Linked DNA regions of Homo sapiens: region 2 is linked to region 1. A link is a contact called in ENCODE Hi-C or POLR2A ChIA-PET data. All regions are on one chromosome and are shown on one strand. The core of a region is the stretch at or near the end of the contact, and the rest is flanking DNA. Distances in the headings are between cores, read along the strand shown. Region 1 holds the start of ATP11AUN (ATP11A upstream neighbor lncRNA). Region 2 overlaps ATP11A (ATPase phospholipid transporting 11A).

The links. Hi-C counts contacts between places; a loop is a spot of excess contacts on that map. ChIA-PET counts read pairs that join two places held with the same protein, here RNA polymerase II (POLR2A). Pooled maps may share reads with other maps.
Region 2: a pooled map shows a loop between it and region 1 (3-fold over the local background). The contact joins the enhancer-like site here to the promoter of ATP11AUN in region 1. A Hi-C loop is called at or near these places in 2 of 168 maps with a recorded cell type or tissue (CD4-positive, alpha-beta T cell and heart right ventricle), 5 of 37 single-sample maps with no recorded cell type and 6 of 50 pooled maps. POLR2A ChIA-PET finds 5 or more read pairs at or near these places in 1 of 52 experiments (HEK293).

What each region holds. Positions count from the first base shown.
Region 1 is chr13:112,645,305-112,648,563 of GRCh38, reverse strand. It overlaps ATP11AUN (ATP11A upstream neighbor lncRNA), which reads right to left and starts at 1,520. Exons shown (of 3, transcript NR_164109.1): 1 at 966-1,520. RefSeq lists an enhancer at 1-814.
Region 2 is chr13:112,802,165-112,805,423 of GRCh38, reverse strand. It overlaps ATP11A (ATPase phospholipid transporting 11A), which reads right to left. Exons shown (of 30, transcript NM_015205.3): 3 at 378-467. Among named protein-coding and RNA genes, the nearest start is that of ATP11A-AS1, 49 kb to the right of the region's middle. RefSeq lists enhancers at 1,780-2,019, 2,846-3,095. Within about 2 kb of position 1,674, at least 2 of the 41 ENCODE cell types and tissues checked have a DNase peak (open chromatin) inside an H3K27ac peak, as active enhancers do.

The sequences.
Region 1 (3,259 bases), core at 271-2,770:
TTTCACTGGTCTTTTGGCCTAATATATAGTATTCTACATTCTACCTGCATAAACCAGGTAATGCAAGGAGCCCAAATTTGAATACTCACAGTACTTAAAACCTGAAACTAACAAAGGTTAGAAAAACAGAATGAGGCCCTCTTTCTCCTGCCTGGCCCGGCCCCAGGCTCCATGTGGTAACCCTCCCCTCACCATCACCCTTGCTTTACAAACCCGCCCCTGCTGTGCTTTCCTGTGCTGCTGGCTTTATCTGAGCCCCCCAGGGCAGTCACCACCCTGCTTGGGCCCCCTGCTGCTGCGCCTGTCAGGATCATTGCGAGATCCGTGAAACCTGAAGCTGGGCACTCAGTACCGCTCCCGGCTGCAGGTAGGAGCTGACCGAAGGGTCTGTGTGCCCCCCGTGAGCCTTGACAACCTGGTCAGGAAAAGACTCGTCTCCATCTCCCATCTGTGGGTGGAACAAGGAAGGCTTTGCATGTGATGAGGAAAACAAAACAAAACAAAAAATGCCCATGAACAATCCCGAACTCTTCCTGTTGGCAAAATCCTTCCAGTGAGATTATTTTCACGAATTCAGTTGTTAAATCCGTAACTCAATCAGGCCTTTTAAGAATTAAGCAAGGAGGCGTGGCACGGTGGCTCACGCCTGTAATCCCACTACTCTGGGAGGCTGAGGCAAGCGGATCATGAGGTCATGAGTTTGAGATAAGCCTGGCCAACATGGTGAAACCCTGTCTCTACTAAAAAATACAACAATTAGCCGGTCATGGTGGCGCATGCCTGTAATCCCAGCTACTTGGGAGGCTGAGACAGGAGAATCACTGGAACTCAGGAGGTGGAGGTTGCAGTGAGCCAAGATCGTGCCATTGCGCTCCAGCCTGGGTGAAAGAGTGGAACTCCATCTCAAAACTACAACAACAACAAAAAAGAATTAAGCAAGGCCCCACCCAAGACATAGAACCTACCTTTTCCGGCCTCCTTGCCCAAGCTCGGTATGATTACAAACCAGGGCTTCTCTGTCGCAGGGTTGCATCTCCAGCTCAGAAGCTCTGGCTGGACGTGTGAGACAGGTCCCTTCTCCGAAGAAGCGGAAACGTGGACATGACACTGGCATTTCTGGTTTGGGCACCACTTGAGCAGACTGGCGTCTTCCCCCCGACGGTGTTCAAAACCCTGATGGCGTTGAAGCAAGGCCACCTAAACTCAGCCACGACTAAAACTCCACAGCTGAGCTTTCCAGCGTTTGTCGGTATCCTTGCTGTGTTTGCAAGGGTCATTGTTTAGATTCTCTCTGCTAAACCTGGGGATGGTCACCGTGTTGAGGGGAAAACAACTTCAGTCTGTTTTTGCTTTAAGCAGAGGTCTGCTTGGGTACTCTTGCCTGGGTTCCTACGAAGTGGACACACGAAGAAAGGGCCCGTTCTCTTTACTCCCCCACCCCCCAGTAGCACCCTGCTCCGAATTTGCAATAGCAGATGAAGGCCGGAGCTGCGGCCCCTTTCTCAGTTGTTTTTGATACTGAGGCATAAACAGAACAACATTCAAAAACTGAGGTGAGGGAATTAATTATTAAGCAGCCTACCACAATCAATACAATATTGCTGGTGTGTTTCCTTTTAGATATTTCTGGAGTTTGCTTTCAATATTTAATTCAACCCAAACTGGTAGGTCACCACCATATGTAGCTTGTATTATACGGTCACACACCACAGAAAGCTGAAGTTCTCGATGCAGAATTCAGGTGTGTTAGGCTGTGATTTTAAAAGGCTTACCCTTCCAGGGCAGGTTACAGTAAGAGACACTTTCACACACTCTTTTCTTGTCTGCCTTTTAAAAAACATAGTAGGGTTACTTGCTTTGCAAATTCTTCTTAAATTAACAATTTGTCAGAGTATTGGTTAAAGATTGTAAGAAATGGAATAATTAGTATCAAAGTGCAATGGCTGTGTTTCTCAGAATTAGTATGTGAACAACCAGATGAAAGTGGGGAGGAGGGAATATTTCCTTTTTAAATCACTTTAGGAGGCCGACGTGGGCAGATCACCTGAGGTCAGGAGTTCCAGACCAGCCTGGCCAACATGGTGAAACCCTGTCTCTACTAAAAATACAAAAATTAGCCAGCCGTGGTGACGGGCTCCTGTAGTCCCAGCTACTCAGGAGGCTGAGGCAGGAGAATCACTTCAACCTGGGAGGCAGTGGAGGTTGCAGTGAGCCGAGCCGGCACCATTGCACTCCAGCCTGGGTGACAGAGTGAGACTCCGTCTCAAAAAAAAAAAAAGTCATCGAGTTATTTTGCTGAATTATTGAGTGAATTCGCCTCTTCCCTGGCCAGCATCTCCTTAGCAGGGAAAAGGGGGAGGTCTGGGATGAGGAATGATCGGGTTGTCTGATCAGGGGTGTCTGTTACCAGCAGTGCTTAGAAACAGACAGTTATGCCTTCCCATGTCTACATGGTCGCCTTGAGCACAATTGCTCAGAAAAGTGACATCAAAATGCCCACCGTTCCTTCAAAACCTGCAGATCAAAGCAGTTTTCTCAAATTCTCTTCTTGCATTCTGAGATATGATTTCTACCTGCTGAGTAGCTGGTCCGACGCCTTCACCATTTTAGATGTTTCCTCCTGAGCTGAGACACTGTCCTGCTTTAAAACCTTCTTGGAAAGGACACCCTGGCCAGTCACTGACGCCTCCTGAGTTCATGTCCTAGGACTGCCGTAACAAAGTGTCACACACTGCATAGTATACACAACAGAAGTGCGTTCTCTCACCGTTCTGGGGACCGAATGCCCAAGGTCAAAGTGTAGGCAGAAACATGCCCCCTTGGCAGGCTCTGGGGAAGACCCTTCACCCCTCTCCCAGCCCCTGCTGGCTGCCAGCCATCCTTGCCATCCTCGCCATCCTCGCCGTCCTCACCGTCCTCGCCGTCCTCGCCATCCTCGGTGTCCTCGCCGTCCTCGCCGTCCTCGCCGTCCTCGCCATCCTCGCCGTCCTCGCCATGCTCACCGTCCTCTGTGTCCTCGCCATCCTCGCCGTCCTCGCCGTCCTCACCGTCCTCGCCATCCTCGCCATCCTCAGTGTCCTCGCCATCCTCGCCATCCTCGCCGTCCTCGCCGTCCTCGCCGTCCTCGGTGTCCTCGCCGTCCTCGGTGTCCTCGCCATCCTCACCATCCTCACTGTCCTCGCCATCCTCGCCATCCTCGGTGTCCTCTGGTTGGTGGACACATCGCTCCAGCCTCTGCCTTGAACGTCACTTGCTGGTC
Region 2 (3,259 bases), core at 425-2,924, 160 kb before region 1:
ACTGTGCCCGGCCTGGATTTTCTTTAGAGCATCCACACACACTTAGGAAGAGTAAATTAAGTGTAACGATGCATAGCTTGGCAGTGAACTTGTCCAAATGATGACAAAGCTCTGATTTCCCCTCTGGTACTAGAAGGAAAGGGGCAGGAAAGGCTGTCACCAACTTAAACCCAAAGTAGCGTCGTGTGTAGTTTAGCTTGTGTGGATCTCACAGAACCAAGACATTTTGCCCTTCCTTAAGAAAATAAATAAATTAATCATAGGTGAGGGGCACCATGTCCTTGCTCTTTCATTAGCCGTGTGGCAGTTACCTGAGAATAAAATGTCACTTATTTAGATTTATATGTGATGAGATGGAAAACAATGACCGGCCTTACCTGCACCAGAAATATGATAAGGAAATAAAAGTTGGCTACTCTTCTGAATTGTTCAAATAAATTCTTGGGTATAAAGTTCCAAAATGTGTACTGCATAAAAGAAAAACAAACATCCATCATTGAGATCAGATTTTACTCTTGTAGTGTTACTCTAGGGCATAGTAAGTAGCACTGGATTTTACAGTACAAAATGTTTAGCTTTAGATATAAAACTCATAATTCATAATTTAGAGTGTTTGTTGACAGCTAAGACAGCTTAAACAAAGTGTGTACTCTGAAACACGTATGTAAATTACCTAACTCCAGAGAATTCAAGATAAAACGCAAGGTAGCTCAACAATAGTTTGATTATTAAGATGTCTTTTATAAAACGTAAACCTGTGATCATTAACTCAACACATTAGCATTTTACTTCAGTAATTTCTGCATGATCTCTCCTCTGAGTGAGAGCATGACAGCGAGCTGAATGGAAGCCTTCACCCAGCTCCAGGCAGCTTCTGAGGCAGGCGTGTTTCTTGTCCACAGCTCAGGCACAGGGGCTTTGAGGCCTCAGGGGGAAGGACAGGAAAAGGAGGGGAAGGAGGGCAGAGAGGGGATGGGGGGGAGGGAGGTGAAGGAGGGAAGGAGGAAAAGGAGGGGAAGGAGGGCAGAGAGGGGATGGGGGGAGGGAGGTGAAGGAGGGAAGGAGGGGAACGAGGGCAGAGAGGGGATGGGGGGAGGGAGGTGAAGGAGGGAAGGAGGAAAAGGAGGGGAAGGAGGGCAGAGAGGGGATGGGGGGAGGGAGGTGAAGGAGGGAAGGAGGGCAGAGAGGGGATGGGGGGAGGGAGGTGAAGGAGGGAAGGAGGGGAAGGAGGGCAGAGAGGGGATGGCAGGGAGGGAGGTGAAGGAGGGAAGGAGGGCAGAGAGGGGATGGGGGGAGGGAGGTGAAGGAGGAAAAGGAGGGGAAGGAGGGCAGAGAGGGGATGGGGGGAGGGAGGTGAAGGAGGGAAGGAGGAAAAGGAGGGAAGGAGGGCAGAGAGGGGATGGCAGGGAGGGAGGTGAAGGAGGGAAGGAGGGGAATGAGGGGAATGAGGGAAGGAAGGGAAGAAAGGAGGAAAAGGAGGGGAAGGAGGGCAGAGAGGGGATGGGGGGAGGGAGGTGAAGGAGGGAAGGAGGGGAATGAGGGAAGGAAGGGAAGCAAGGAGGAAAAGGAGGGGAAGGAGAGGAAGGAGGAGGAGGGGAAGGAGAGGAAGGAGGGGAGGGAGGGGAAGTAAGGCAGGGAGGGGAGGGAGAGGAAGGAGGGAAGGAGGGGAATGAGAGAAGGAGGGGAAGGAGGTCAGGGAGGGAAGGAGGGGAATGAGAGAAGGAGGGGAGGGAGGGGAAGGAGGGAGAATGCCCAGCCACCACAGCATCTCCTCTCCACACTTCTCATTTTGCTTCTGTAGCAGTTTCATTCAACTTCTGTGTTGAAAACAACAACGTCCCAGATGTCACGAACCTTCACTGAGTTTGGAAATAGTTTCTGAAATTTCATCTGACATGTTTTTACGCCGTAATGAAGACAGTCTACCGAAACCTGAAGAAGGTCTCACAGCCTGTGCTGCGGCCTCTGCCATCTGTGTGTCTCTTCAACGGGGCTTATTTCAAAATCCCATTCGAAGGTGGGTTCTGGCTCCTGGAAGCCAGAAGTAGTTGTCAAATTCTCATACCAAGAATTTCTTTAATTCCAGGCTCATGAATATAAGTTATTTACAATTCAATGTAACAACTAAAGCCTGGTATGGTCCTAAACTAACCAACATGTTCTGAATTTGGTGTTTACAAATATTTCAGAGGAAATCCATGTGCGTCTTTTAAAACTTCTCTGCCTCAAGTTTCCAGTGGCTTAGAGAGTATATAAGGAATTTCCATTTTCTATTCTAATTCACATTTACAAAGTGATTTTACCTTTCACAATAAAGTTCCTTAATGAGGGTAAAAACAGAGTAGTGGCTCCCCCCAGTTCATGACAACTACGGCCATATTTTCAGTTCCCATCTCAGGTTGACTGTAATAAAAAAGGCAAGGGGAGCTCCAGAAGAGAGTCTCTGGAGTTTTAAAAAAGAAACTAACTTTCCATGTCCTCCCTAGGTCATCCCGCCCTACCCATCCAAACACCCTTATTTTCCATGTGTTGTTTGATACCAGGTTTTTATCAGATGTGTGTTTTGCAAATCTATTCTCCCAGTCAGTGGCTCATATTTTAATTCTCTTAACTGTATTTTGCAAAGCTCAAGTTTTTAATCTTCACGAAGTCCAACTTATCAATTTTCCTTTCATGAACAGTGTTTTTGGTGTTATCCAAAAACTTGTTGCCAAACCCAAGGTCACCTAGACTTTCTCCTACATTTCTACAAGTTTCATTATTATACATTTTACATTTAGGTCTATGACTCACTTTGAGCTAATTTTCTTGAACGGTGTGTGATCACTGTCTAGAGTCACTGTTGCTGGGTTTTTTTTTTTTTTTTTTTTTGCATGTCCAGTTTTTCTAGCACTATTTGTTGAAAAGAAATAGTGCTTTTCTGTCTGCCCTGAATTGCCTTTGCTCCTTTGTCAAAGATGGGTTGACTATCTGGGTGAATGGGTTGACTATCTGGGTGGATTTACTGGGTGGATCTACTCCCAGGCTCTCTATGATGTTTCATTGATCTATTTGTCTATTCTTTTCTTTTTTTTTTGTGAGACGGAGTCTCGCTCTGTTGCCCAGGCTGGAGTGCAGTGGCGCGATCTCGGCTCACCGCAAGCTCTGCCTCCTGGGTTCGCGCCATTCTCCTGCCTCAGCCTCCTGAGTAATTGGGACTACAGGCGCCCACCACCACGCCCGGCTAATTTTTTTTGTATTTTTAGTAGAGATGGGGTTT